Linked DNA regions of Homo sapiens: region 2 is linked to region 1. The links are chromatin loops, found by intact Hi-C in ENCODE. Cell type or tissue: PC-3. All regions are shown on one strand. Links, peaks and the distances in the headings refer to the core of each region. The heading gives the core; the rest is flanking DNA.

Region 1 (16,380 bases), core at 4,667-9,666:
GGAAATCCCATGGTTCAACATTTTATCACCTGTGAGAACATCAAGAGCCAAAGATTAATGAAAAGCCCATGTTCAAATAGTCTGTTAATTTAAAAGCTAGAGTGATGTAAACTTCAAAAACTTACTTCATTATTTTCTTGTACAAGCATACTCAGACTTTTATGAAATAAATTATTATTTGTTATGATGGTGAATCTTAAAATACTGTCCTTTTTCTTTGAGTTTAGCAATAAATGATTCTCCGTAGATATTTCTAAGTACCTATGTCAAGATAGCCATCTACACAAAGATCAAAGCAAATAAAAAATCCTACAATTAAAACATAATCTTCTTAGAAGCACTTTGTTGTTACTTTATCTCATTATACACAAAAATCCACAGAAAGAAAGAAAGATCTTTATTTGATATTAAATTGTATGACACAAGAAAAATTCTTGCCAGTTAAAATATGTCTTACAGAAACGAAGTGTATTATACATGCCAAATATCAATGTTGCTACAATCTTTTCTTGTTTTGACCTTTCTGCATCATTACAGTTTGAAATATGGTTGAAAAGTTACTGGAGGGGAACTCAGTTTGTCTGGGGATCAATGTAGATTAATGTCACACAATAAAATATGCAATGTTTTAATTTTTCTGACCTAGTATTTATTTTGGAGAGATTTATTTAAAGCTGTCTTCTTCTTTCCTCACCATTTCTAACGTGTGTTACAGTTTTCAGATAAATTAAAGCTTTTAAATAAAAGCTTTTAAATAAGACAGAATCGCCCAGACATTGAGATTTTTTCAGATCTTGATTGAAATTTGAAGTTCCTGTCCTTAATAGACTATCAGGAGTTTGTGGCTGAGCACCATTCCAAATCTGAAATCTGATGGCAGGCAGGGTATTGACATTGATTGAAATTCTTCTCAGCTGAACATTTAATTCCTTGAGGCATCTGAGGACATCCACTAGGTCAGCTCATTTATCTGTTCTTATTGTAACACAAGTTCTGTTAAGAAATTATATATTTGCCTTTATTTCATCAGTCAGGACATAATGAAACTTACCAGACCATTGAATGAGAGTTAAAGCCCCCTAAAGTTAGAGAAGCAATAAATAAGCTAAGATCTATGACTCAAGGAATAACTGAAATGCACTTTTCTTCTCTGAAAACTTCTACATTTTAGATAAGTGTTATAGTTTCTGAAAGTAAGTGTAGTTTTGCTCTTTTTAACTCTTTTGCATTATCACTATTGAAATGCATAGCTCTAACCACCAAAATGACTTCCCAGACCGGGTAGAAAAACATGCTTGGTCACAATATCTTGAAATCTATCATAGATATTATGCCAGTCTTCTATAAGCTTAAGTTGAATATGTTGTTAGTAATGTAACAAATGAGAATATATGTTTTAGGTTGAAGGACCTAGTTTAAATCTGTTATATGTTAGCAAAAATTAAAAGCATCCTGTAAACCAGGTTTCTTATGTGGCAGGAAATGAGTTATTTTATCTTTCACATTAAAAACTTTATATATTAATATCATAACATTATGAACTTTAAACATTATAAACTACACCAGTGTAATGATTTTAGGATTCTACAATGTTTTCTTTCTCCAGGTACATTCTCTACTGAGTTTTCATTACAAAATCTGCCATTCCTATTAGCATACACTTTCAAATCCTAGGTTAACTCCTAACCTCTGCAGGTTAGAAAGAAAATTTGAGCAGGACGTGGTGGCTCAAACCTGTAACCCCAGCACTTTGGGAGGCCGAGGCAGGTGGATCACAGGGTCAGGAGATCGAGACCATCCTGGCTAAGACAGTGAAACCCCGTCTCTACTAAAAATACAAAAAAATTAGCTGGGCATGGTGGCAGGCGCCTGTAGTCCCAGCTACTCGGGAGGCTGAGGCAGGAGACAGGAGAATGGCGTAAACCCAGGAGGTGGAGCTTGCAGTGAGCCGAGATTGCGCCACTGCACTCCAGCCTGGGCAACAGAGCGAGACTCTGTCTCACAAAAGAAAAAAAAAAAAGAAAGAAAATTTGGTCGTTCCATTGAAAGCCACTATTAAATAGGGATGTTTCCCATTTTAGATGAGAGTTAAAGATAATGGGTCTTTGATATTATAGCAGTGATCCTAGATTAATTTATTACATAAGTTAGTTGAGGCATTGTTAAAAAAGTAAAAATCACCTTAAAGAAATGAGAAACTGAATATTTATTTGGAATAAAAGAGAAAATATTTGGGTGGTTGTATTGTATATGGTAACAGAAAGAAAGTATTCAGCATATATATATTTTTCTGAGAGATGAAGATAAAAGAAAGAATGTGGAAACTAGAAAAACACTTCACTACATCTTTTAACTGTTGAGGATATCTCTAAAGTTAAGAAATCTGGAAGTTAGGAATGTCTGCATCTTATGGTTCGCATTCTAGTTAGACTCTTCAGTGTTCCACTTGGGCTCTGTCATCACAAAACTACAGAAAATAGACACATTTTCCTATATTGGTCTATTTCCCCAATATTTCTTAACTGGTATATTGGAATAATGTGAATATTAGTCTCAGAGATAAGCAAATCTAAATTTTTGGTTAATTGTTATGAGAAATTAAAATGCTGTCTTGAAATTATGAGATCTATAGTAGCATATTATTACCACTTATTTATTTTAATTTTACTGCATGCTTTTTTTTTTTTTTTTTTTGAGACAGAGTCTTGCTCTGTCGCACAGGCTGGAGTGCAGTGGCGCGATCTCGGCTCACTGCAAGGTCCGCCTCCTGGGTTCACGCCATTCTCCTGCCTCAGCCTCCTGAGTAGCTGGGACTACAGGCGCCCGCCACCAAGCCCGGCTAATATTTTTTGTATTTTTAGTAGAGACGGGGTTTCACCGTGTTAGCCAGGATGGTCTTGATCTCCTGACCTCGTGATCCGCCCACCTCGGCCTCCCAAAGTGCTGGGATTACAGGCGTGAGCCACTGCACCTGGTCTGCAGGCTTTTTAAACATTTGGATGCATTTAAAATTGTACCCTTGCTTATAAATCAGTCAAGTAGTATTTATTGAGTGCTTACTCTTTGGTTCCAAGCTTAATCATTCAGCTTCACATTCAATCATATTTATAATTTATCATCACATGTAATATCCCATGTCTGTATGAAAAATTATAGGCAGTTTCTTGATATATTTACATATCAATCCCAATAGCAGTACCACTAAGTTTCTAATGTCATTACGAACAAGTTAAAATATGATCACAGAATTCTCTCTAATATATTTTTCTATTTTGTTGTTGAAAAAGTTTATGAACTAGTCTAGCTTAAGATTCATTTTCTGATTTAAGTGACACGTAACATCTGCAATGAGAACACATTTCAAGAAATTAATATATTAGAAGTGCCTACCTTTAACTTGTACTGCATTTGATACCCATCTAACTAAACTTGTTTGAATTTGCTTTTTCAAATACAGCTTAACAACTTCAAATTAAGCATTTGATTTTATGCTTTGGTGAACAGTGACTCTTTGCCAAGTAGTAAATGATAGCAGACACATACAGCAACATTTTTTTTTTTCTGTTTCAAAATATCGTAAACAGACTTAGGGGATTTCTTTTTCTGTCCATAATGGAATAATAACGACCCAGATTTACATCCCTTATAAACAATGAGAAAACTGGACAAACTATATGTAACGATAGTTTTCATACATTGGACAACAGACAGAGGGTGACTGTAAACCCTGAGAAAAGAAAAACAATGTGAGCGCAATGATCAGCTTGACTTTACAGCTGCAGAAAAAACTGGATGGAGGGAGGAGAGAGAGAAAGCTTAGAAGAGCCTAGAGGCATTGCTGAATTGAAAGCTCAGAAATTGTAATCTGAGAAGGTTGATGAAGTTAAGTTGTGGGACAGAGTTCAATAAGGGAGAGAGAGACCACAGAAAGAGTTCCAGATATTTAAATAGGCACTGACTTACCTAATTAAGACTCTTTGCTGAGTACTAGGCTACTCACATGTAGCAAGAAATTCAACTAGGCCAGGCAAAAATCTACAAAGAAGTTGTAAGATAAACAATTCTCTGAGTTAAAAAAAAAAAAAAAATTACTGCATGCTTTTTTTTTTTTTTTTTTTTTTGAGACGGAATCTCGCTCTGTTGCCCAGGCTGGAGTGCAGTGGCATGATCTTGGCTCACTGCAAGCTGAGTGAATCCTCAAGAAGAGGATTCATTAGACACCACAATGGGTAAAATTTTCGTGGTAAAACGGAAACATTCCTGAAGTGAAAACAAATCTAGGTTTTTCAGAGCAAAGCTAAAAGTAAACCTGAAAGTAATCATACTGACCCACAAGTAACCTAACTGCAGGTTAAACAAAGCCTAACACTCTAAAAGAGAAAACTGAGTCCAGATGGTCAAACTATAACAGTTACAGTGTCCATCATCTTATCAAAAAAATTAATTAAGTGTGCAAAGCAATAGAAAAATGTAGCCTGCAAATAAAGGGTCAACACTTTGCAAAGGCTTGAGTTCACTACTAAAACCACATGTAAGGCTGTATAATCCATAAATGATTATACAGTTTATATCATTAATGAATAATTATTCTAAGTAATTCATAACTATCAGAAAAATATCACAAGAGGGAGTATTTTTAATAAAGAGGAAAATGAAAACAAAATACATCAAAATTTGTGAAGCAGCTTAGAACAGGCCTTGAAGTTAATGTGTAGGTTTAATTATATGCATAGAAAAGATAAAGTTCTAAAATCAATAATCTAAAAAACAAATAAATTATCTACTTTTCCCTATAAGTGGAAGAAAGAAAAATATAAATGGGGACAAATGTTAATAAAGTAGCAAACCAAAAATATAGAAATGTAAAAATATTTCTAATTAAGAAAAATTATACAATTCTAGCTATCATGGTCAAGATATAAATCAGGAGGGCATAAATTACTAATAACTACAATGAAAAAAGAACAATAACTGTACATACTAGATAAATTAGTGTAATAAATCAGGTTTACAATAAAAATCTTCCTGACAACAAATTCTAAAACTTCATAATAGAACATTTCTCTCAATAGAAAAAAATTACCAAAATTAACTGAAGAATAATTGGAAAAAAAAATTGTTTCCTATCAGTTAGATAAACTGCTCTGTAATTAGTAACTTTACCTACAAAGAAAGCTTCATGCCAAAGTGGCTTTATTTTTTAATTCTATCAAGCATTTGAGAAAGACCTAACACCAAGCAAACTTTTTTAAGAACACAGAGGCAGGAGCACATACTACACATTTTATTAGGTCAGCCTTAGCCTAATGTCAAAACCAAGCAAAGGTGACAGAAGAAATGACATTTACAGCCTTTATCACTCATAGATATAGGTACCAAAACCCTTAAGAAAACATTAACAGAGGGAGTCTAGGAGTAAATGCATAGAGTAACTTATTATGACAAAATGATTGATTTTAGTAATGGATGGTCTTCAACACTCGGAGGTCAAGCAACATAATTCACCATATCATCAGACTGAAACCAGGCAATTTCGATAACTAAAAAAAAATGACAAAAGTAAACATTCATTTATTATGGAGAACTTTTAGTAAACTGTAAATAGAAGTTAATTTTCTCAGTCTCATAAAAGGCATCTATAAAAATTTATAGCTAAAATTATGTTTAATGACTAATGTTAAAAGTTTTCCCTGAAAGATAAGGAATAAGGCAGGTTTGTACATTTGCACTGACACTATACTAAATATACTAGCTATTAAAATAAGGCAAGACAAAGTAAAAAGCTCCATTTATTCACAGATGACATGAATGTGCGCATAAAAATTCATAGAGAATCCACAAAAAAGTTACTAAAATGAATAAGTAAGTTGATAAATATTGTAGGATATTAAATTAATATCTAAAAATGTATGGTATATCTATGTACCACCAATACATATGTAGAAATTTACATTTTAATTTACCATTTGCAATAAATTTTAAAAATGCAATATGCAATATTTGAATACAGATTTGAAAAATATATGAAAAATCTAACTATTATAATGTTCAGACATTGACAGAGAGATTAAAAGAAACCTAAATAGAGACAGACTGTGTTCATAAACCAGAATCCTTAATGTTGTAAAGATTACAATTCTCCTTCAATTATTCCAGAGATTTATTGTATTCTCAATCAAAATTACACCTGTTTTTCTTCAAAAATTGACCCTCTTCTTCTAAAATTTATATGGACAGAAAAAATTACCTAGAATGACCTAAATGATCTCAAGTCATTTGACAATATTGATGTGGAGAAATAGGAACAGTTTTACACTGTTGGTGGGACTGTAAACTAGTTCAACCATTGTGGAAGTCAGTGTGGCAATCCCTCAGGGATCTAGAACTAGAAATACCATTTGACCCAGCCATCCCATTTCTGGGTATATACCCAAAGGATTATAAATCATGCTGCTATAAAGACACATGCACACGTATGTTTACTGCGGCACTATTCACAATAGCAAAGACTTGGAACCAACCCAAATGTCCAACAACGATAGACTGGATTAAGAAAATGTGGCACATATACACCATGGAATACTATGCAGCCATAAAAATGATGCGTTCATGTCCTTTGTAGGGACATGGATGAAACTGGAAACCATCATTCTCAGCAAACTATCACAAGGACAAAAAACCAAACACCGCATGTTCTTACTCAATGGTGGGAATTGAACAATGAGAACACATGGACACAGGAAGGGGAACATCACAATCCGGGGCCTGTTGTGGGGTGGGGGGAGGGGGGAGGGATAGCATTAGGAGATATACCTATTGCTAAATGACGAGTTAATGGGTGCAGCACACCAGCATGGCACATGTATACATATGTAACTAACCTGCACATTGTGCACATGTACCCTAAAACTTAAAGTGTAATAATAATAAAAAAATAAAAAAGAGAATTAACAGTACAAAAACCAATAATAATGGAAGAAAAAATTATCAGTTGGAGCTTTTTGAAAATTAAAATTTCTACATTTTTCTGATACCTAAAAAAAATAAATAAAAAAGAAGAAAAACTTGAATTACCTGTTTTCAAGACTTACAATTAAGCTACAGTGATCAAACTAGAGGATACTGGCATCAGGATAGTCATAGATAATATAACCAAAGAGTTTAGAAATATTCTTCCATATCTATAGTCAACTGATTTTCAACTAGTGTGCCAAGATAATTCAAAAAGAAAGACTAGCTATTTCAACAAATAATGGTGGGAAAATAGCGATCTGTGTGGGAAAAAAAATAACCTTGATCTTACTACATTTTACTCAAAACAGACCTAAACATACAAGCTAAACCAACAAAAAACTTAATAGCAGAGAGGAAAGGAGCAAACCTTTATAACCTTTGCATAGCAAAGATTTCTCAGATGGAATTTAAAAAGTTCTAGCCTTTCACAAAAGTGAAATATTGTACTTTATCACAATTCAAACGTTACTCTTCAATAGGCACTATGAATTAATGAGAATGAAAATCAAGCCTCAGTCTTGAATACATTACTCATAATTCACACACACACACACACACACACACACACACACACACACACACACTTTTCCAGAGAAACAGAACCAATAGGATGGGTACACATGCATACACATGCACACCCAGATTTATTGTAAGAAATTGACTCACATGATCATGAAGGATTGGTAAATTTGGTAGACTGCCCAAGAAAGAGTAATAGTTCATGTCCAAAGGCAATCTGCTAGCAGAATTTCTTCTGTTCAGGGAGTTCAGTCTTTGTTCTGCTAACTTCAACTAATTGAATGAGGTCCACCCACATTATGGAGGATAATATACTTTACTCAAAATAAATTTCACAGATATAAATGTTAATCTCATCCAAAAATACCTCAAAGAAACACCCAGCATAATATTTTAGCAAATATCTGGAAACCATTTTCCAGCCAAGTTAACACATATAATTAACCTTTACAACATATATCTGACAAAGGACTTTAATCTAGAATATGCAGGAAACTTTGAAACTCAATAATAAGACATACAACTGAATGCTCAAATGAGTAAACATTTAAATGCCACATCCACTTAGAATATACAGGAATGGCCAGCATACACATTAACAAATGCTTAAAATCATTATTCTTCAGGAAGCGTAAATTAAAACCACAACTAGATACCAACACACAATCGACTACACATTTAGAACGCTTAAAAATTAAAGACTGAGAATACCAAAGGATGACAAAGATGTGGAACAACTAGAATTCCCGTATGTTGCTGATGACAGTAAAAAATTGTATGACTACTTTAATATACATTCTAAAAGTTAGCATAAACTTAAACAAATGGGCCAGCTCTTTCACTCCTAGCTGAAGTAGAACATGTGCTCAGAAAGGTCTAATATCCAGAATCTATAAGAAACTTGAACATATCAACAAGCAAAAGACAAAAAATCCAATTTAAAAAATGGGCAGAGGACATCAACAGATACTTCCCCGAAGAAGATATGTAAGCAGCCAACAAATATATAAGAAAAATTGTTCAACATCACTAATCATCAGAGACTGTAAATCAAAACCATGATGAAATACCATCTCACATCAGTAAAAATGACAATTATTAAAAAGTCCTCTGAGGAAAAGGAATACTTATACACTGTTGGTGAGAATGCAAACTACTTTGGCCACTGTGGAAAGCAGTTTGGAGATTTCTCAAAAAACTTAAATTACACCTACCATTTGATCCAAAAATGTCACTACTGGTTTTATACTCATAGGAAAATAATTAATTCCTTCAAAAAGACACATGCACCCATATACTCACTGCAGTGCTATTCACAATAGCAAAGACATGGAATCAACCTTGGTGTGCATCAACAGTAGATTGGAAAAAGAAAATGTGGTACAATATACGCCATGGAATACTACACAGCCATCAAAAGAATGAGATCATGTCCTTTGCAGCAACATGGATGAAGGTGAGGCTGTTATCATAAGCAAAGTAAAGCAAGAACAGAAAACTAAAAACAACCTGTTCTCACTTGTAAGTTGGAGCTAAACACTGAATACATGTAGACATGAAGATGGGAACGATACACACAGTACCACTAGATGGGGGAGGAAGCGATGGGAGGTGTGGGCTGAAGAACCACCTGTTGGGTATTTTGCTTACTGCCTGGGTGATGGGCAGAGGCCCCAGGCCTCAGTATCACATAATTGACCCATGTAACAAACATGCATGTGAGCTCTTTATAATAAAAGTTGAAATTACTAAAAAATAGAATTACTCACAAAAGTTCATATCAGCTTTACTCCTAATAAACAATCTAAATGTCCATCAACAGGTGAATTAATAAATAAATAAAGGATAATATATTTACACAATGAAATATCATTTACCAATAAAAAGAAATGAAATATTGACTCATGCAAAAACATGGATAACTCTTAAGATGTTAAACTCAGCTATAACAGTTCAGTTTAAAGAATACATAAAAGAGTACAATGTCATTTATATGTACTTCTAAAAAAACCAAACGGATTAAAAATAAACAAATGTAATCCATAGGAGAAGAAAGCTAGTGGGATCATTTCCTGGGCTGGGGGTGGTATGGGATCTTGACTAGGAAGGGACACAAGGTAATATTTTGGAATGATGGGAATATTCTATAATTCCCTTGTTGTGACAGTGATTGCCCTGATACATATGTTTATCAAAACTTCTCTATATATGTACTTAAAATCAAATGCATTTGATTTTACTTACAGAATATGGCAGTAAAATGGATTGAAAATAGATGAAAGGAAATACAGAATTACCAAAATTGCATGATTTTTATTATCAAAATTGCGACATTGAAAGCGTGGAGAAACTTATAGGAGAGAAAATGTATTTTAAACATTTATAAAACCTTTTGTTCAACAGCAATTATTTAAAAAACAAAAAAAACAAAAGAACCAAAGCAGGATTTAGGAAAGAATCCTTATGGAGGTGGGGCTAAGATGGGGAAATGAGTGAGGAACAAACAGACATCAAGCTTGGAGATTTGCTAGTTTGAAAGTTATTCCCAGAGCAAATTGGATTCCAAAACAGCAGAGCTTTATTTTCTTAAGGACAAGAAAAACTGAAACAACTCTTTCTAGCTCGTATGAGGCTACAAGCAGAGTTGACTATGAAAGAGAGCCCATTTTCTCAGATAATTACATCTGTGATGGGAAGTGAATGGATAGCGAAATAGGTTTTTGTAGTTTTGGTTTTATGTCAACATTGTTCATAGTAGCTGACACACAGTTTATATATTCTACATAGCTTGGTGAAAAGGAAGTGTTGGATAGTGTATTTCAAAGAATGGATATTAAAGTAGTACATCCATAGCATTGTATAAACAAGAAAAAAATACATATAGCCTCTTGAAGGTTTGATGAAAAATGATAGAATTTTTCACTATTGCTTTCTAAAATGACAGACACATTAGCTCTTTCAGATGTTACAGTTATATATGTTACAAATGCAGAGTGTAAAAATTTCCTGAAAATCGATCCAATGTTTCTGAACGCATTTAGCCGAAGAATGAGGACTAGTCTTAGAAAACGCCCCTAAGGCAGCTTCCTGAAGTCTCAGAGCTTGCTGGAGGCAGGAATTGGTGTGCTGGACGTTACACTCTGTTCTAAAAATCATTAAAGTTCACTTTCAAATTATATCTCTTTAACAATAGCCCAAGTAGCTTAACAAAGATGGTTACGGTACAGTCAGCCTCATGCATCATAGGACTTCAAGAGTTGTTTGTCTGTCTTCTGTTCCCCCTTAGTGATACCTCATGGAAGAACCATAGAGTTTCCTATAAAACCTGTGTTCCTGTTCATGGCTTTGCTCCTTTCATGGAATGTAACAATGCTCAGATCAGAGACCCTATTCAGACAACAGAGTAATGGATATTACACAGATACTGAAGGTCGTTTTGGTTATGATTTTACAAATGAGACGCCATTTTAGGTAGCTTTAAGGTTAAATATTTTAAGATATATGTTTCATTTATAGTAATCTTGTTCAAAGTCTGTTCCTGCGTATACCATTTATATTTCAAGGCTTTGGAAAGATAACCATAACTCGGTAAGCATGATTGTGTTTTACGATCTGTGACTACGATAGCATTTAACCGTAAAAATCGCGGTGCATTGTTTAATGCAAATGACTCCTAAGAGGGTTTCTTTTCGTACTCCTGATTTATGATCCTAAAGCCAAGATAAATGTCCTGCCTTAACATTTTATTACACTCATACTCGTGTATGATCTTGTCTGAGGAAGCAATACGAATTATGAAAAAAAGCGTACAGGACAGATAATTTCATGCTCTACTGATATAGAAGGTCAGTATCTACTTTAGTGAGTCTGACAATATTTTGACTTTAGACTCAAACGCAATAATGTAACTTTCCTAGTGGTAAACACCTATAACTTAGATCATTTGTTTCTTATCATTATTTGTAAGGATATCCCTATAACTTTCTCTATAACTTAGATAATTTGTTTCTTATCCTAATTTGTAAGCTACTTACCATTAATATTACATGATTATAAATTAAATTTTATTACATACATGAAAATTTACAGGAAATAATTTTTTCTTCTACATATTAAATTTCTACTTATCCTTATTTTGTGTGTGGTTATGTTTTTCCTCTTTTCTTCTTCCCACTTCTCCACCCCATTCTCTTTTTCCTTTGACTCCAGCAACTAGAGTTTTGTCATATGAAGTAATATAAGCCAACTCACACCAATCATGATTAAATGTAACCTAACACTGTATTGATTTTTCTGATGTCTGTTTCCTGTGTTGCCACTTTGATTGTGTGGCGAGCTCTACATGTTTTACCAAAGCAATTTAAACTGAGTTACTCCTTTTCAAATACTTTCTCAATATTTAATTTCTCTTAAGTCATATCCACTCCATATTTATGAATTAAGGGATTTCTATATTTTTTTACAACAGTGGATGTTCCAGTGGCTTTTTATAATGGGTAGCTTTTCAAAATAAGTTATTGTGTTATAGTGTACAGTATACACGATTTGCAAATCCAGAATGACATTGGTTTAAATTCCAGATATCGACATACATTTACATAAAGGATTATCAGTATTTAATATATTTACATACACATAGATACATATTCAAATGAATATGTAAATAAATATGATAAAAACATAGAGTGAATGTCATATGTATACTACACAACATAAGAAATAGAACATTACCAACAACTTTGGTGTATCTTGTTTATATCTCCTCACACTCACAGAAAACCATCCTTAAATTTGTGCTTGCCATTCCTTTACCTAATACCCCTAAGCAATATACAGACATTATACAGAATCGATTTTGCCTGTTTTTGAAATTTTATTATGTTAAATTATACTTGTGATATTTGATAACTTGCTCTTCCACTCAACATTATGCTCCCGAAAATCAGTCACATTGACGTGATTCTGGTTCACTTATTTTTTACTGCTCTTTAATATTTGATTGTATGAAAATTCCTTTATTTTTCTATTTTTGTTTATAAGTATTTGAGTTATTAGAGTATTTTGTATTGTAAAATGTTATGAGCATATTGAGCCATGTCTTCATACATACATATGTGTGTATATATACATATATGTTTATTATCTTTAGAGAAATTTTGCTCATATATATGAATAAAAATTTCTCTAAAGAAAATGCATTAGAGTGCCACTTCAGTTTTGCTGGTTGACTTCAAATCATTTTCTAAATTGATTTGCATTCATTTTACTGCCACCATAAAACACTAAGGCATTCTTTGGTCCATATCTTTACTAATGCTTAGTAATTCAAACACTTTAATTTCCTTCTGTTGAGGAAGTTTAAAATAGTATTTATGGCTTTAATTTTCAAATTCTTCTTAACAATGAGGTTGGGCAGAAAATAATTTTATTTTAAATTACTTTTGTTTGAGCCAAATTTACTTTTATTTTTCTAAAGTAACTTTTAATATCTACTATATTAGTGAAATATTCCATTTGAGTAACAAAATAGTTGGTGATGTAAAATGAGGAATAAAGGAATTTCATTTCTGGTTCATTTCTGTTAAAGAAAAAGGAAATTTTTCCATATTTTTTGAAAAAAACTAATTGGACACCTTCATAATAATTTAAACTAAATTGAATATTGGATTTACATTTTATTGTATCTTAAAATGCACATAGCAAAACCCACTGATTTCAATTTAATTAACATAGAAACCAAGATATGCTTTGTAAATTTTACAAGTAAAGCTGAATCCAGAGAAAAAACAATTTTTATGAACTTACTTTAAATGTCAGTTAGTAATTAAGAAAGAGCATCATAGAAAAGTCAAGTTACTACAATTTTCTATTAGGTATACTTTACAATCCTTTATCTTACTTATAATTTTTATTTTCCTTCATCCATTTAGCTTTAAACAAATATCCCACAGGTTCATTCCTCTAAACAAAGTCATTAATAGAAATTTCATTAAGTACTGCTTACTGTTTAATAGGTAATTTTTTTTATAATGCCAACTGTAATAAGGTTGACAATCAGCAAAATATGTGGCATATTAAAATGTTCGAAGGAAATGGGAATATGAGGGAAAATGCCATGATCTTGGGAACTTTGATTCAAAAGACAGTTTTTATAAACAAAAATGAAAAAAAAAAGCAAATGAAAATGTTGATAGATCCCAAAGTGCTACATCGTGTTTGTTAAGTCAAGAAAGTCCTATAATCATGTATAATAATATATCATTAAGTAACCTGATAAATTATAAAATTCAGTGTGTAGAAACTTGAATTTTAATAGAAAAATTACATCATGACATAAGAACAGTAATAATTTTAACTACTACTTCTTACTTCTATTAGATTTCTATTTTGGAAATCAAATTACCTCAACTTTTGGTGAGTTAAACAACAATATTAATATTTATTTTTTCACAGTTTGTATTAGTCAAAAATGTAGGATTGAACAGGGTTGTTTTGGCTTAAGTTCACTCATGAGTTGCAGGTAGATGTCAGACTTTGTTGCAGTTTACTTAAAAATTGAGTGGGCCTAGAGAATGTGCTTCCAACTGGGCTCATTCATGTAGCTTAGATAGCAAGCTGGTGCCAGCTATTGTTAGGGGTTGTTACTTATAGCATGAAATTCATTGCATTGTTTGCATGTCATCATAGCTAAATATCTGATTCATTCAGAGCTACTGATACATGGAAAGCACACTAGAAGCTGCAACAGATTTTATAATTGTGCTTCAGAAGTCACATAAATTCATTTATGTCATATTATATTGATTACATAGATTGATGCTGATACAGTGTGGGAGGGCCTTTCATAAATGTTTGAGGAACAGAAGTTGAGGCTCATTAGGAGCTATCTTGGAGGCTGGCTACTATATATATTTTCAAAGTTGCATGTATTAGTCAAAGTTTCCAGAGAAACAGACCAATAGGAGGTATGTATCTGTATCTATCTATCTATCTATCTATCTATCTATCTATCTATCTATCTATCTATGTATCTATATGAGAAGATTCATTATGGGAATTGGCTCATCGGTTTATGGAGGCTAAGAAGACTCATCATCTGCTGCCTACAAGCTGGAGAACCAGGAAACCCAGTGGTGTAATTCACTCTGAGTTCAAACCATGAACTCTGAACTCATGAACTCTGAACTCTGATGTCTGAAGGCAGAAGATAGATGTTCCAGTTCAAGAATATATATGAAGAGAGACAATTTGCCCTTTCTCCACCTTTTTGTTCTATTTTATCCCTTAACAGATTGGGGGTGAGGCCCCCCACATTGGTGAAGGTGGATCTTTTTTACTCAGTCTACTGATTCAAATGCTAAACTCTTCTGAAAACACTCACAGATACACCCAGAAATAATGTTTACCACCTCCTTGGCATCATTTAGCCTAGTATATTTGAAACAGCAAATTAACTGTCATCCTGTGTATTCTTTTATTTTTTTCTCACTTTATAGAGTAAACATTAAAAACAATAACAACAACAAAAACCACCTCTTACTATGGTCTTTGTTACTTTATGATTCTCTACTGTAATATGATTAACATATAGCCATGCACCATATAACATTTCCGTGAATGACAGATCACATACACATCCTTATATTGTAGTACTGTATTTCTACCGTACCTTTTCTATCTTCAGATATGTTTTGATACACAAATACTTACCATTGTATTATAATTGCCTACAGTATTCAGTACAGTAACTTGATGTACAGTAGGTGTATCGTCTAGGAACAATAGACTATACCATATGGCCTAGGTGTGTAGTAGGCTAAATTATCCAGGTTTGTGTAAGTACAATATGATGTTCCCACCACAACAAAATTGCCTAACGATGCATTTCTTCTAACATATCTCTGTCTTTAAGCAGTCCATGACAATAGTTTCAATGACTCAGAAAATTTTATGTTAAAATATGTTACTGTAGAATAGTAAACTGTACTATCAGTTATTTTTACACTAGCATGAGTTAAGGATATTACCTAAATGTTTGGTAATAAAAGAAAATTATCAAAGAAAATGTTGGAGTCTTCACATATATGATACGGAAATTAAGAGGAAATAAAGAATAACAGAGTTTGAATTCCATCCGTTCCACAAACTTGCTGTGCCCCACATTTATAGGTTACATTATTACACTTATATAAAGGGATACATAATGAAGAGAGATACTGAATGTCTCAATTATAATTTTAACATTACAAAAGTGTGGTTAATGCACAAGTATCTTTTTGAGTAAGTAGAATCCCACAACTACACCAAACATTTGTAAGTGCATTTATTATAAATATATCAGAAATTAAACCCAAAATACCCCAACTAGAAATCAAAATAGAATTTAAAAATGATGTTTAATATTATGTACCATCTGTCTTTTCTGGAAATCACTAAACTATATTTCTTTACTTGATTAAATTGACTTCAACTTATTTTACCAATTGAGCATTGGAATAAGCATGGTAACAATATTTCACATTTGTCTTGTGATTTATAATCTAAAGCTTATTTAGAAGCTATTTCAATAGTATGTTCTAGATCTTGCTCCTTTAAAATGAGAAAATACTTAGAACTATAAAGAAAGGAGCCAATTATTGGCTATTAGGATAACAATATCATCATTTTAGATGGAACAGTAGTCCTTTCTATAAAATTATTCGACAACTAAAAATAAAAGAATGTCACAGTGTTATTTGCCTATCAGATGAGGTCACGATGATTCATATTAGCATAAATTACAAAATGGGATACAAGTGGATAATCTATTATGCTCAAGTGATTTTTTACACTACTATTATTATTATA
Region 2 (16,380 bases), core at 7,216-12,215, 49 kb after region 1:
CTTCTGGGCCATGAGTATGTGTCCCTCTTATGGGATCCATATCATTCATCATGCTCTACATAGCAGCATGCTTTGTATACTAGTGTGAACCCAAAAGTATCTGAGACAGCTCTGAATCAATTTAGAACATTTATTTTGCTAACGTTAATGACACTCCAGTGACACAGCCTCAGGAAGTACTGATAACCTGTGCCTAAGGTGGTTGGGGCATAGCTTGCATTTATACATTTTGGGGAGGACATGAGACATAATGATATGTGTAAGATGTATATTGGTTTGGTCTAGAAAACTGGGACAACTCGAAGTAGGGGCTTCCAAGTCATAGGTAGATAAGACACAAAAAGGTTGTATTCTTTTGAAGTCCTTGATTAGCCTTTCACTGAATACACAATTTACATGTGAGAGGGCAGTCTAGGAATAGTCACTTAAGCCTTATTCTGGCTTAGGGAATCTGCATTTTTACAGATATAATCTGGCAGAGGAAGCAATCAGGTATGCATTTGTCTCAGGTGAGCAGAGGGATGACTGAGTCCTCTCTGCCCTTTGTCCTGCACCTGTGAAGATACGCTATCAATTTACATTGCCAGGGTGAAATTCATCAGAACTGTTTTAGGGTAAGAATCTTGAGGACCACAAAGTATTTCCTTGTGGGCAAATGATGAGGGAAGTATGTACCTTATTTATTTATTTATTTATTTATTTATTTATTTATTTATTTATTTATTTATTTTATCTTTGTAGCTATCTTATTTAAGAATAAAATGGGAGGCAGGTTTGCTGAAGCACTTCCCAGCTGGAATTTTCCCTTTGGCTTAGTGGTTTTGGGGTCTCAAAATGTATTTTCCTTTCACTCTAGATTGGAAACTCCTGAGAAGCAATGTCTATGTCTCCTCAGGCCTGATGTAGAGTAATCACTTAATAAACTATCCAAAGTCCAGCAATCCGTTTCTATAATGAAACTTTCCTGATTACTCCTGCCTCCTATTGTAATGCATGTTACAACCACAGAGTGAATGTTCTCCAATCTTTTGACATTAGCATTTTGGCAGGATTAGACTTCAGTTCCTTCAGAGTGACATCTAGCTATATTGGTTTTAATCAGTTTCAAATTAATTGATTCTAGTAAGTACGACACTGGTAAAAGCCAATATATGTGTGTAAGAGTTAAATTTGTTACTTCCCAGCCAGGTGCGGTGACTCATTCATGTAATCCCTGCATTTTTGGAGGCTGAGGCGGGCAGATCACAATGTCAGGAGTTCGAGACTAGCCTGGACAATATGGTGAAACCCCTCTCTACTAAAAATACGAAAATTAGCCAGGCGTAGTGGTGCACGCCTGTAATCCCAGCTACTCGGGAGGCTGAGACAGGAGAGTCACTTGAACCTGGGAGGCGGAGTTTGCAGTGAGCTGAGATTGTGCCACTGCACTCCAGCCTGGGTGACAGAATGAGACTCCATCTCAAAAAAAAAAATTGTTAGTTAGAAAAATGGAAATATCATTTATATATTACTGGAAAGGCATCACATAGGATTATGTGAAATAAAACTCTCTCTCAAAAACATTTGCATCCATGATAAGATGCAACATTTATATATAATATTTAGGCCCCTTTGCCATCTGAACACCAGACTTTTTCAAATACACCTGCTGTGTGTAACGTATACTGAAGTTCTATCGGCCTAAACATGCTAGGAATATTCCATTTCTGTACCTTTGCTTCCGCTTTCCTTGGTCCCAGTGACTCTCTAAAAGCTATTTATTCTCTTCTTAATTTTTTTTAAATTTTACTTTAAGTTCTGTGGTACATGAGCAAAACATGCATGTTTGTTACATAGGTATAAATGCATGTGGGGCTATTTATTCTTAAAGCCCTTTCTTCAACAGAGTGAAACGTTATTTAACCAATATAGTCCATAGATATCTCTTTTTCTAGTGACATCACATAAACGGTATTGTGAGAACTACCCATCCTACATTTAGCCAGTTATTCTCCTATGAATTTTTTTTAATAAAAACTGTCTGATAATGTTATTTTTGTATGGATATTATTTCCTCCTTAATCGTACATGACCATAAAGATGTCCTTAAGCCATGACTGCACCACTGTACTCTTACTTGTTTGGGAAAAAAAAAAATCTGCATCTCCAAGTGACTAACATGCTTATGTACAAAACAGCCACTCAATAAATGATTGTTGAGTCATCAGAAAATGCATGTGATTGTACCTTGAACAATAGAAACCTACAGAAATATCTCACATCATGAGCCCTCTACCATCATGTTCAAAAGGCTTTTCATTTTTCTGCATGAATTGGAGTGCATATTCTCTTTATATAATGAATATCTTCATCTTCATTATATTGTGTAGAAGTGATCTATTCATGGCCAGGCCATCTGCATCTATGTATCTGAAGGAGCTAATTAATGAAAGTAACACCTTTCAGGTTTTTAAAGAATCTTTTTACTTACATATTCTTACTTATTTTCAATCTTTGTATTCTGCACATTGGAATGTAGCCTCCCAACCTGGATTTTACCTAATTAGAACTAAGCATATCAATTAAAAAAAGAATTGATCACCTTGAAATGTATGATAGACTGTCACAAATGTGATAAAGACAGGGAGACAGAGAGAAAATCTACACATAAAGCAATGCATTTAATTTCATATAAAAATGAAAATGTAGTGTCAGTTTCTATAAATGAAGCCATTACCTATAAAAAAAAAACTGAACCAACAGTCACTATATATTAAAGCTTTTATTAAGTTGAAACCCTCTGGCTGCATTAAAAGTTTTGAAAAAATCTTCTTGAGTCTAAGAATTATTTGTTTTAGATGATCATATTGGTACAATTTTTTACTGGCACACAAGGAATCCAATTTCCAGGTCCATTACCCAAAACAACACAGAAATTTGAAACAAGAAAATATCTTAGTGCTTGAACTATAGATCAAAGTATAATTCATATACCTCATTCCCTTGTGGATTATTACGATAAGAAGAAAGAAGAAGAAAAAAGGCAATTTTTCTGCCCATTTGATCGATGTTCCATTTGACCTCTGTGATGCCCTCTTGCCATAACCTTTTAAATACCATCTGCTCTTTTTGTGAAGAGTGTGATGGGAAGGAGTCACTTCCAGACAGCAATTGATTATAAGAACATTAATCAAGGGCATGGATTATCTGTAGCATGACACTGTGTGCTGTAGTTAAGCAATCTGGCCTTCAGTATGATTGGAAAGACTAATCCTTATGTGAAAGCCTAAAACGGACTTAGCATCACATGTTTAAGCAGAGAAGAGCAAATAATGCGTGAACATCTATTGGAATCTGTGATAAATTTCAGCAATTTTAGGGCTAATTTGTTTACCCAGTCTAATGGGATTAGATTGATTATATGTGCTCCTAAAATGTTATACATATTTCATGCTTGTTCCAATCACAGAGGACAGAAAAAGCTAGACATTCTTTGCTTAGAACTTGAAAAAAATACATTTTCTAGTTACCTTGCCTAACACATACATCTGAATTTGACATTTGTTTTCCCCATTAATCGCTACAATCTACAATAGGCTTTAGCTCATACGGAAAAAATTCTAAAAATATTCTGTGTGTAAGGGAAAGAAACTTCTTTTTACTTTGGCTATAGATAATACTTAAAAATAAGGATTTTTAACTTCCATATACCTTTCTAGATGTGTAAAATTTATTTTATAACAGTCTATATTACCATTTGGTATTATACAGAAAGTCTGTATTAAATAGCAATGAGAAAGAATTACAAAGAAATGATAAATGTGTGAACATGTATATGTGTGTGTAGTAGGGTGAAGGCAGGAAAGGAAGGAGGAAAGAGAGACAGAATGGAGACAGGCTGTGTGTGTGTCTATGTCTGAACACTAAGCATTTCCTTACTGCCTTATCATGCCTGTCCAGAGTAGAGAAGTTTGTTATTTACGCTAAGAACTTCCAGGGGAAAAAAAATCAGATTATCACTGAAAGAGGGGAGGTAAGTTATCTCAGCAAATGAAACAGGAAAAAAAGTGATAGAACAGTGTGTTTTTTTGAGAGAATGTCCATTTAAACAATGAGAAAAAGAACATAACAACAACAAAAACTAAAGAAAATGCTACGAAATTATAACAACATTATTTTATTTATTTAAAGAATTTCAAAAAGGCATACTATTTGTCAATGATTATGGTATTTGAAGCCTCATACCAGCCTCAAATGCATAGATTCTTAACAAAATCATCACTGCCTAATCTAAACCTTACAAAACTAACAGTAGACCAGATGTTTTTATTTTAAAAAATCCAAGTTTCCCAGAATCTGACAATAAATAAAACCTTTCTCCATGGTAATGCTTTTTTTTTTTTCATCAGAATTACTACACACATAATAGTTAAAAGTCAAACAGTAGTAAAAGGGTAATAAATTATATCATGCATTGGTATCAGTTGCAAGATAAAAAACACAAATCTGGCTAACATAGGCAAAACAAAAATTTATGAGAAGGGTTTTAGGAAATTCACTGCATTGTTTGTGAAAGCTGGTGAGCCAGATGAAAAGAAATTCGGGAATCTAAGTATGAACAGAAAAAGGAACAACAGACAAGGTCAGTTGCTACATCAAAAAAGTCAGTTTAAACTAACATCATCTCCTTCTAATGCCAAGGACATTGCCCTTGGTGGGCAGAACTGCTACTTCCAATGGAAGCTACTTTCATGAGCAAATCCTAACCCATTTTGAGCTTAATTCCCATGCATGCGCTCTCGAAGCCAAAAGATAGGGAAAGAAGAAAGTATCCGGCCCCTCAACCTCAGTCCCGTGGCATACTCTGCCTCTTCTTTTCTTTTGGAAAAGGAATAGCTTTTGGAACTATTATTAGGCTATTTTATACTGTCTTGTATATCATCCTTATTTCTATCTGCTTTATTTTGGGGAAGATTTATTTGGCTTTGAATTATAGTGAGTTTTAAAAACCCTTATAGATACTTTATAATTTTTTTTAAAAATTCTAATTTTTTTTGTTGTTGTTCTCTTTTGCAGGCCTTTTGTTCAGAGCACTTTGTTCTTATTAGCATCTCTCCATCCTCTAACATGGGCAATGGATGATAGAGTGGTGTTTATCACCTTGTCAACTTTCTGTAGGTGATTGGCTACACCTACAGAAGGCCAATGTATTAAAGAATCCTGAAAATGTCAGTATATGCAGATCTTTTATGTAGGTATATTCTTTTACTTCCATGATGGACTCTACAATCTTCAACACTTGGGATTATTGCTCTACCTGCAGGAATTCTAAGGGAAGGGCAAGGCCAGTTGGCTGGGCAACATTCTATTGTGTGATGGGACAGGTTTTCAGCCTTCTTCCGTGACCATCTACCTTTTTACGTGCTCAGAAATTCATACTGTTGTTATTCAATGTCTCCGAAAATAAACCATTGTTCTGCCTGAAAGAATAGTTAATACATTGTGCAGAAATGTACTCAATACTCCTGTTTCTAGATGTTTCATCTCATCTTTATCTTTTGCAGTCCCTGGCACCTGTATGCCCTGATTTTCTCAGGGATTCTTCAAGAGTATTTGGCTTGTTTCACATGGTTGTTTCATGCTGTAGATCCTTTAGGTTTCTGCTTACTGCTGGTACAGCTAAGAAGCTCCATATTACTTCATTCGCTCATAAAAGATTTGTATAATCTCTTTTTCACTGATATCCCTTCTCAATATATTTTTATCTTTGATGGTCAGTGAGTAGCCTTGCTTAATTAAAATAAGCTGTTTAAAAAGATTATGTTCATACATGTATGGGCAAGTTTAAAGGAAACATCAAGTGCTCCAGGGCTAGCAACAGCTGGAAAAGTTTATCATTCAAAAATAGTGCTGACTAGAATAATGGAGCTCAAAAGAGGTCCACATCCTAATCCCTGGAACATTTTGTCTTACAGGTCAAAATGGATATTGCATGTGTGATTTATTTACAGACTGTAGAATGAAGGAGATTATCCTGGATTACCCAGGTGTGTCTAATCTAATCACATAGAGCCTTAATAGCCGACAAGTTTTCCTGGCCACAGTCAGAGGGAGAGGCAACTATGGAAGAATGTTCATAGAGATGAAACATTGCAGGTTTTGGAGATGGAAAAGGGAGCCATGAGACTCTAGAAGCTAAAACAGGCAAGGAAATGCATTTTTGCATAGAACCTCCAGAAGGGAATGCAACACTATTGACACCTTGATCCTGGGGCAGTGAAGTTAAGTGTCAGACATGGGATCTACAGGATTACATGCTAACACACTTGTGTCATTTAAAGCCACTACGTTTGTGGTTGTTTGTTACAGCAGCAAAAGAAAACTAATACAAGAACAGAATGAGCAAAGCAAAGGAGAAATTGGCAGAATCCAGAAGAACTACCTGCATCGCTAATAGAGAACTTTCCCACAGAATCTGTGGCATTCACTGAACTTGCTAACTCACAGAGACGTAATATGAATGAGGTTTTGGAAAAAATACCCAACTTCAGTCTTCCTCAGTCCAATTTATTTAAGTCCCTCCAATTGCTAGAAAAAAAAAGAGAATCAAAAGGCAAAAGATGTAATTCACAAATCATATAAAAAGTGGAGTGTAGATATGGAAAAATATCTGGCATATATTTTGTGCTTTTTTTCTTTACTATTGTTTTTAATGCAGTCTCACAAAGCAGAAAAGATGGATGTGTTGTCAGTATTACATTCAGTATTACAAACACTACTTGTATCTTGAAAACATAAACAAATGTGTTAATCTATAATATGTTGTTATAATATATCTAATAATATTAAATATATTAATATCTAATATAATAATATTAAATATAATATTTAATAATTACATTATATTAAATATTATTATATTTAATAATATTATATTAAATATTATTATATTTAATAATATTATATTAAATATTATTATATTTAATAATATTATTAAATATTATTATATTTAATAATATTATATTAAATATTATTATATATAATAATATTATATTAAATATTATTATATATAATAATATTATATTAAATATTATTATATTTAATAATATTATATTAAATATTATTATATTTAATAATATTATATTAAATATTATTATATTTAATAATATTATATTAAATATTATTATATTTAATATTATATTATATAATATCTAATATCTAATAATCTAATAATATCAAATATTATCAATATGATATATCAAAATATGCTAAAAATTATTAGATGTAATATTTAATAATATAATATCTACTGAACACTTTTGCTTGCCAGACATTCCTGCAAGTGCTTTCTATCTATCCATTAACTGAATGTTCAACACGGACTTTAGAGGGAGATACTATCCTTATTATTCCTCTTTTGTTGCTTTGTCGTTATTTTTTAGAAGAAGAAATTCAGACAAAGAAAGTAAAATAACTTGTGAGCAAGTGGCACAGTCAAGATTTAAACCCAGGTAATCTGGTTCCAGAGTTCTTGCATGTTGCAGTGTTTTATGCTGAAATGCTAAATCAATATTCTATATTAAATAAATTATATGTGATGATTTATTTATTCTATGTTTCATAATAGAAAAGAAAAAGGAAATTAAAGTTCTTTTCTAAAGACAATAAAAGTTAGAGAAAAGTTTCCTTTAGCCTTCTTTGCCTTGACTATTATTTTCCCGTCTTTTAGCATTTGCTTTGTGTGGGTGTGCTTCTAATTACCAAAAGGTAATTATTTTACCTAAAGCTCTTAAGCAGAGCGAATCAGCCAGGGATGTTTATTGACTTCCCCTGGGTGTAAAGCACTGTACCAGAAACTATGAGATTAGTGAAAGAGAAAAGTCCTCACAGATAAGTAAACAAACAATTACAAAGCAAAGTGATAAGTACAATGAGTACAGAGAGTTAGAAAAAGGACGCTTTACTCATTTGGAAGCCTGGAATAGTCAAGGTAGACTTGCAGGAGATGGTGACCACAGGGGTGAGGGACTTGATGACTTTCCCCAGAGAAAGTGGCTAAGGCAAGGGTTAGGGAAAAGCTTTTCCGGAAGGGAAAATGCTATGTTAAAGGAGAAGGGGATCAAGGACACCACTACCTGGAGACTAATAATAGTCCCATTTGATTGAAGCATGGAGATATTGAAATGGCATTCAGTGATTTCTGTAACCGCTCAAAGTCTGAACATGGGGCCTGATATTTCCGATAATAACCAATAGAAACTTAAACCGAATCTAGAAAAGCATTTTGTTGAGCAAGATGTATGTTCTGTCTCTGTCTCTATTTCAGGTCCTCTATTCAGTCTTTGCAACTTGGCATGTCCTCTCTTCTCACTAAGTAGCATTTGACCATCTATCATAGAGAAACAGGTAACAGACAGCAGCAATAGCTGCCCTTTATTTTTAAGAACTTTTATTTTTCCAGATTGAGCTAAATTAGATTTTACATAAAGTATTCATGTCCATCTATTCTATCCTCTTCTAGTAAGCTTTCTGTGCCTATTAACCTTTCTGTCTGTGCTGTTGTAGCATTAATGTCAGTAATACCAAGTGACAATATCAAGCAATTTAACGATCGACATATAATGCAAAATTATATTTAGTTGCTCATTTTTGTTCTTTCAATTTTTTTTTTTCAGTCATTTACTTGCACTTGCACTTGTCTTATGAGCAGGGTTGTCAGCAGCTTGGTCTCTCTTTTAGTTTTTGCTTGAATTACTTTAACATCCTGGAGGCTTCTTCAGTACTAAGATGGTTATGCTCACGGTTGGCTTAGGAGGAAACTCAGTAAGAGCAGTCCATTTTTATTGCTTCTGGTGCCAAATGGCATCACACTTTTAAGTCTGATCATGCAGAGCCTGTTTGCCTGAGCTTCAGGGATATTCCTGTTAGTTTGCATTATGCCAGCCAGCATATGATCCAGTCAGATTTAAAACATCCCTTGGCTAATGTCCAGGTGTATATTCATCTATTTCCAAAGCACCACCACTATATTAGGGTGGGTGCGTCCAGCAGCTTTCCTCCCCACAAATTTCCTAAATTCTAGCCCTGTTTATGGTTTATCAGTCCAGAGGGCCTTAACAAAGAAAGTGCAGTCTACATTCAAATTGGTCCATTGATTTTACTGCAGATAGGGGTAGATGGCCACTGTGGGCCATATGTAGGTTAGCCATTGTGACAACTCTCTAAGCTAGGGTTTGTCAAACACAGCACTGTCAATATTTTGGACTGGATAATTCTTTTTCGAGTGAGGCTGTTGTGTGCACTGTAGATCTTTCCTGGCCTCTACGTACTGGATGCCAGTAATATCATGCTAAAGGGAAATTATTCTTAAACATTGTATTTTTAGAAATGCACTCGGTGCTTGTTAAAAACAGCAATAAAGATGTGACTTAAGGATACTGCAATAGAGGCTAAGACTATTACAATAGAGAAGAGAGATTGAACAAAACTCTGATTACTCTGAAGATAGCTGGAGATTTATAGCTAACGACCAGAGTGAGGAGATTAGTAGACAGAAACATACTAATAATCAATCAATTGATTAGATATCAAAGATAGTGGAATTTTTATCAAAGAAACTTAACGGGAATCTTGTTAAAGGCAGGCCAAGACTTAGATATGAATGGTAGGGGATGAGGAATTTGTTCAGACGTCAAGGTGGGGGCAGGGAGGTGATTCACTAAGCTGACTCAGTAGGATCCTTTTACCACATTGAGTTAACAGGCCAAGCACATAGAACACCAAGGTCAAGTTCTAGTTGAAAAGAAAGCTCAGGGGAGCCTGACTAATGTTTGCTGAAGAAGGGAGTCTTTGTCAAGCCACCCGACTGGAAGTGGTGACAATAACACAATTTCCAGACATTGCCGAATGTTTCTTGTGGGGGACAAAATTATGTCGTTGAAAACAACTGTTCTAAAAGATTGTGTTAGATGTTTTTGTGCCCACAATTTCACTACCCTAGAGTTAGGCTTTATTTCTCTCTATAAGCTAAACAGGAACATAGACTTTCAAAATTATACAGAGAAACTAAAGGCAGTGGATGCCAGCTGTTTGACATGCTCCCACTCTCATTTCATAGGAGAGATTTTGGAGTCATAACCTTTTGTTGTTGTTGTTTTTGGTAATTTTATATTAAAAAGCAGCATTACTGGATATTTGTCATTGATTATTTTGGTGAGTTTTGCTTGTTTGCTCTTCCAATAGTGGCCAAAACTTAAGGGAATTTTAAAGGAGAAAAGAAAATATTAATTTAATTTATAAATTATGTTGTTAAAAACTACTTCCTTCCCAAGGAGACATTATATTTATGCCCTTGATATCTCTCTGGTGGACCTGTTGAAGAAATTCTCAGAAAGTACAATAAGAGGAAAAAATCTGATGTGACTGTTAAAATTTTCACATTTTAATTGCTTGTGTGTGTTACTTATTTTAATGATCTACATACCTGTGGCTGTGTTCTAATATATATTTGTCCTTTGTTCAGAGAATATTAAAACTCATCAATTCTAATAGGATAGGCACCACTTGCTATAACTTCTACAATTACTATTTCTAGAAAAGAAACATATCTTATAAAATATACTTTGATTAACACTGTAATTAGATATTGAATATACTAGAAAACATATATCATATGAACAGATTTTTAAACAGGATAGAGAATTAATTTAAAAGCAGAAGCACTGAGCAGTTATAACAAACTACAAATGTATTAATCTATTCTTTCAGTCTTCATTTAACATCTAATATTCAATAAAATGCTTTGTAGTTTTCTTCGGCCTAAATGGCTGCTTTGGTTTTATATTTTCACCAGGGTAAACTTAAGATACATTAATTTGGAAAGCATGATTTACCTTGGTTTATAATATGTATTGCAATTTGCAGTTTTATCTGACAGTAACTTGCGCTGCACTTAATCTTATCCCGGTTAATTATCATATATTTGGATGGAGAATGTAGAATCACTATAGATGTTAATTAAAAGATGAGTTAAGATAAAAACCAGAAGAAACAAAACTCATGATTTGACTTTACAAGTGTCTTTCAAAATAACATTTTTAAGTATTAGGTAATTAATTGCACTGCAGACGGATGGCAAAAGTACTCAAAAAAACAATTTTTAAAATAAAATGCAAAATGGATTTTGAAATAGCCTATTTATGAGCAAATGCTGTAACTGATTAAAATGAATTAAAATTGTATTAAACAGGCAAGATTGTTCTCATTTTAAGGTATCTAGTCATCACGTTTGCATTTTAGTAAGGTTAATTTGATTTTCCATTAGATTTTTCTACACTTTAATTTCCTATTTGGAAGTAACAACAAAAGTCCAGAATGAGTGTGGCATTATATTACTCAAGAGTTAAACAATGTACTTCCACCTACAGTGGCTGGATAGTAACAGAATCACTAGAAATTTCACATTTAAAGCCGTCCAGGGGTAATATTTTATTTATAAATCCTGGGCAATAATATAAAATAAAACATAATTGTATCTGCTTATAAAATTTGCTGAAGTGGCAATTTAGTATTTCTGTCCTCTCATCTAAGTAATACAAGAGTACATACAGGTAACACAGAATGTTACCAGGTTGCTCATTAAAATATGTGTTATTTTGAGAGGGAGAGCCACTGCATATGCAATGGAGAATGACAGTTCAATATTGATTTTTTTTTTTCTTTTAAGGTCTCATGAATGTATTCTACAACCGTTTTTATGTGTGGCTAACAGCACTCCTTCTCTCAATAAGGAGCTTTGTGCAAGTTGTGTATATCTCCAATTACCCTGTCCTAAAATATATTCAGTAGTTTTTATATGACATAGATCATCTAAGAAACCCCAATATTCCAAGGATGACAAAGATGTAACAACTCAGACACATACACAACAATTACTTCAACTAATGATAGTGGTAAGTGTATATTTTGTTTTTGTGGTTTAAATAATTCACTAGGATTGTCACATGTTTTGATTTTAGTTGAAACAGAGCTAGTGACATTACTTTGCCATATGTTACAGCCACATAGCTGGGCAGGATCACAGATTGATTTGGATTCTTTATTTCTTATGATATAACCAATGTTAGGGAAAATTATGCTGGGAATATGACATTTTTCTAAGTTAACTTCTCAAAAGCTTCTTAGCAAAAAATCTAGGTTGAGCTTAGGAGTATTTGTTCAGTTAGTTCACCTACTCTATTAATGCTTCCTTTTTTAAATTAAATTTCTTCATTTCCTTTTTGAATATAATGTTTTCCAGTGATTCAGAAACCAAAAAAGGGACAAGGTAAAAATCTTTCTCTTAATATCTTGTCCATATTCCATTTCCCATACCTTGCCCTCAACATAACTACTGTTAGTGGTGTTTATATGCTTTCTATAACATTTTAATATATGTAAATGCAAAAACTGATACTTTACTTTTCTAGCATTTTATTTTTACTCCTACCACCGTATCCTTTGGTTCTGCATTCCTGGATTCAAACAACTGTGAATTGAAAATATTTGGAAAATAAAAATGGCTGATTGCATCTGTACTGCACATATGCACGCTTTTTTTAACCTTGTCATTATCCCCTAAACAATACAGTATAAACAACAATTTAAATATCATTTACATTGTATTAGGTATTATAAGTAATCTAGAGATAATGTAAAATATATAGGAGGATTTGCCTAGTTATATGCAAATATGAAGTCATTTTTTATAAGGGACTTGAGCATCTGTAAATTTTGGTGTCATGAAGATCCTGGAACCAAACTCTCAAAAATATCAAGGAACAACTATATAACATTATCTATACCCTTTTGTCCTTTATAATTTAATAATGTATTTTGGAGATCTTTAACAGCACATAAAATATTCCTCCTATGCTTTTATCATTATTTGGATATACAGAGTTTATGTATTTAGGTTGTTTCCAATCTTAACGGATTACAAAACAATGAACTAAGTAAACTTGACAATATCTCATTTGGTAAATGCATGCCATATGGATAAATTCCTAAATGCTTTGTAAAATTTTTTCTTTGAAAATATTAGATGAAGGTTTGGAGAAATATAAAGTTCTTGATGATATTATTTTCTTTCACTGAGGATATCTCTTCCATGTTGTTTCACCTTCTTCTAACCTTAAATATTGTGGGGGAAAAAAAAAGCCCCAGTTGAACTAATTTCCCTCCCTCAAAGAAACATGATTTCTTTTTTCAACCACATGGTCTTCCCCTTTAATTTGTAGATTTATTTCTAATTGTACTTATTTGTTACTATGAAACATTTTTAAATTCTGTTCTACTCCACTGTTTTGTCTCATCTCTTTATAGTCTCCAATTATACCTACGCTATATATGTTTTCTACCTTCTAAATCTATCGTTTATTCTCTTTTTTAACTAATGCTTTTTAAAACTTCCATTTCCTTGAGCTTCTTTTTCTGTTTTCTACTCACTATGTGCACTACTGTGTTTTCTACAGAACCTTTATCCTTGTGCTCCTTCCAAGTTTGTCTTCACTGCTTTGATGTTATGGTTAATTTTGCCTGTTTTTTCTCAATTCCATCTCTATACCCATTTTGTCACCCCCATCTTTCATATCCTCCTGTCCTTGATTCTTTAAATTTCTATGTTGTTGCCTTTTTGATCAAAGTGATTTGTTTACTATTTGTGTTAATTCATGAGAAAATAATGAACAAAATTTGTATTTTCTTTCCAGCAGTATTTTTTCTGGTCACCTTATCTGTTGGTTCATTTGTATGTTCTTTATCTTCTTTTAGTTTTACTTATGTTTCTTTTAATTTTATTTACTTTTCTTTATTATATTATTTTAACATTATGTATGTTAAATATCCCCTGTCAAGCTATTTTTATTCATTTCCTTTATATAGGAAGTGTTCTAGTAATCTATTGGGCAGGGAAATTTTTATGTATCAAAGACTCACTCTACCTCTGGTGCCACAGTGACTGACAGATTTTTGTGTCTCATTGCACAAATCCGTGTCCTGAGCAAAATCACTTTCAGAAGAGCTTCCTCTGCCATTTCCACTCACCCCAGTTCTCATATTTCTTTTTGAAGAAAGAAATGTACATTTAGAAAATTTATTTTTTCTGTTATTTTCTGTAATAATGCCACCCCTCCAGTCCCTGCTGTTATTATTTACGCCTCTCTGTGTTCTCTTATATAGCTTTTGCCAAATAATAAATATTTTGGTGGGATTTTTCACATAACTTGGAATCTCAAGATTAATCTGTTTCCTATTTCATGAAAAACTGACTTTGGAAGTTCTTTTTCTTGTTATGATTATTGTTGTCTTTGTTTTAAAGAATTTTCATTAAAAGAGGGAAAATACTGACATACATAGCCATGTTTATGCTTGAAATTCAACCTAAATTTATATTCTAAATTTTCTCTTATTCTCAGACCTGTAATTCCCTCTTTCCAACATTACATGTCCTCACTTTAAATGGATATTTTCACAGGCTACTTCACAAAAGAAACTCAAACCACCATCAGACTGGATACACACAGATTCTAGTTATTATAACTAGACATCAAAATACCTACATCTAAGTTTTCACAATCGTCATTTAAGAACAATGACTACCATCCATGCAACCTTCTTGCATCAAATATATTATCAATTTTTTTCTGTAATGTGCATATCCAACCTTTCACTTTCTATTGCAGCCTTTCATTTAGCATTTAATTCCATTTTCTATCCAGCTATTATGCAGCTTTTCTTGCCCTTCAGAATCAAATTCCAAAGGAATATTCTACATATTCTCTCTTTCTCTCACTCCAGTCTGGCTTCCACTCAAAGTACCTATATCTCATCACTGATCCTTTCTCTGTGTGTGTGTGTGTGTGTATGTGTGTGTGTGTGTGTGTCTGTGTCTGTATACACACATAGAGTCATGTGTTACTTAACAGAAGTAGATTCTGAACAATGAGTTCTTAGGTCATGTAGTCATTGTGTAAAATTCATAGTGTATTTACACAACTCCAAATAGTATAGCATGCTATACATCTAGGTTATACGGTATAGCCTATTGCTCACAGGCTACAAATCTGTACAGCATGTTATTGCACTGAATGCTGTAGGCAATTGTAACACAATGGCAAGAATTTGTGTATTTAAACATGTGTATCTAAACCTAAGCATAGAAAAGATACAGTGAAAGTAAGTTGCAATAGACTAAAAAAAAAAATGATACACCTATATACAGCACTCACCACGAATGGAGCTTTCAGGACTGAAAGTTGCTCTGGGTGAGTCAGTAAGTGAGTGGTGAGTGAATGTGAAGGCCTAGGTCATTAGTGTACACCACTGCAGACCATATCAACACTGCACACTTAGGTTACACTAGATTTATTTTTTAAATTTATTTTTTACATGATAAATTCATCTTAGCTGTCACTTTTTTATTTTAGAAATGTCTATTTTTTAACTTTTTGACTCTGTAATAACACAATATCAAACACAAACACAACGTACAGCTATGCAAAGATATTAGCTTCCACTATATCTTTATTCCACAAGCTTTTTTCTACTTTCTAAGTCATTACAGTTTTTTAAAGATATTTTGTTGTTGAAAACCAAAACGTGAACCCACACAGTAACCTAGGCCAACAGGAAATTAGGATCATCAATATCACTGTCCTTTACCTCCACATCTTGTCCCACTGGAAGGTTTTCAGGAGCAATAAGACCCATGGAGATGTCGCCTCCTACAATAACAATACCTTCTTCAGGAATACCTCCTAAAGGACCTGCCCAAAGCTCATTGACAGGTAACTTTGCTTCTATAAGTAGAAGGAGTACGCTCTAAACTAACTATAAAAAGTATAGTATAATAAATACATAAACCAGTTAGATAATAGTTTATTACCATTATCAATGATTATGTACTGTACATAATTATATGTGCTAGACTTTTACGTGACTGGCAGCACATTAGGTTTGTTTACACCAGCCTCATCACAAACATGAGTAATGTGTTGCACTACAAATTTATGACAGCTATGATATCAGAAGGTGACAGGAACTCTCCCGCTCCATTACAATCCCCTGGTACCACTAGCATATATGTCATTCATTACTCAAGCAAATGTCCCTTATATACCACATGACTGTATATATACAATCTGGGTGTGTGTGTGTGTGTGTGTGTGTGTGTGTGTGTGTATATATATACACAGAAAGAGAGAGAGAGTAAGTGAGAGAAAAAGTTAGGGCTAGTAAGCCCAAAGTTTTGAGGATAGACCAGTAGCGATGCAACTTTTGAGAAACGGTTAATGCTGCAGTATTCAGGCAGAATTTCTTCTTCCTCAAGAAAACCTCAGTGTTTGCCTCCAAGTGAGTCTTTTA

Evidence for each region. A loop is a pair of places that touch in the nucleus more often than their neighbours do. Peaks named below come from ENCODE experiments on the same cell type or tissue, not always from the same donor. Only the 100,000 strongest peaks of a DNase experiment are listed, where the experiment ranks them.
Region 2: it touches region 1 in a loop (2.2-fold over the local background); 2 of 110 quality-filtered maps call a loop at or near these places.

What each region holds. Positions count from the first base shown.
Region 1 is chr3:80,273,093-80,289,472 of GRCh38, reverse strand. No RefSeq gene overlaps it. Among named protein-coding and RNA genes, the nearest start is that of LINC02050, 480 kb to the left of the region's middle. In PC-3, for the core only: no CTCF peak of the experiment used is centred there; no DNase peak of the experiment used is centred there.
Region 2 is chr3:80,226,320-80,242,699 of GRCh38, reverse strand. No RefSeq gene overlaps it. Among named protein-coding and RNA genes, the nearest start is that of ROBO1, 470 kb to the right of the region's middle. In PC-3, for the core only: no CTCF peak of the experiment used is centred there; DNase peaks (open chromatin) are centred at 8,909 and 9,729; H3K4me3 peaks cover 1,054 bases; H3K27ac peaks cover 2,201 bases.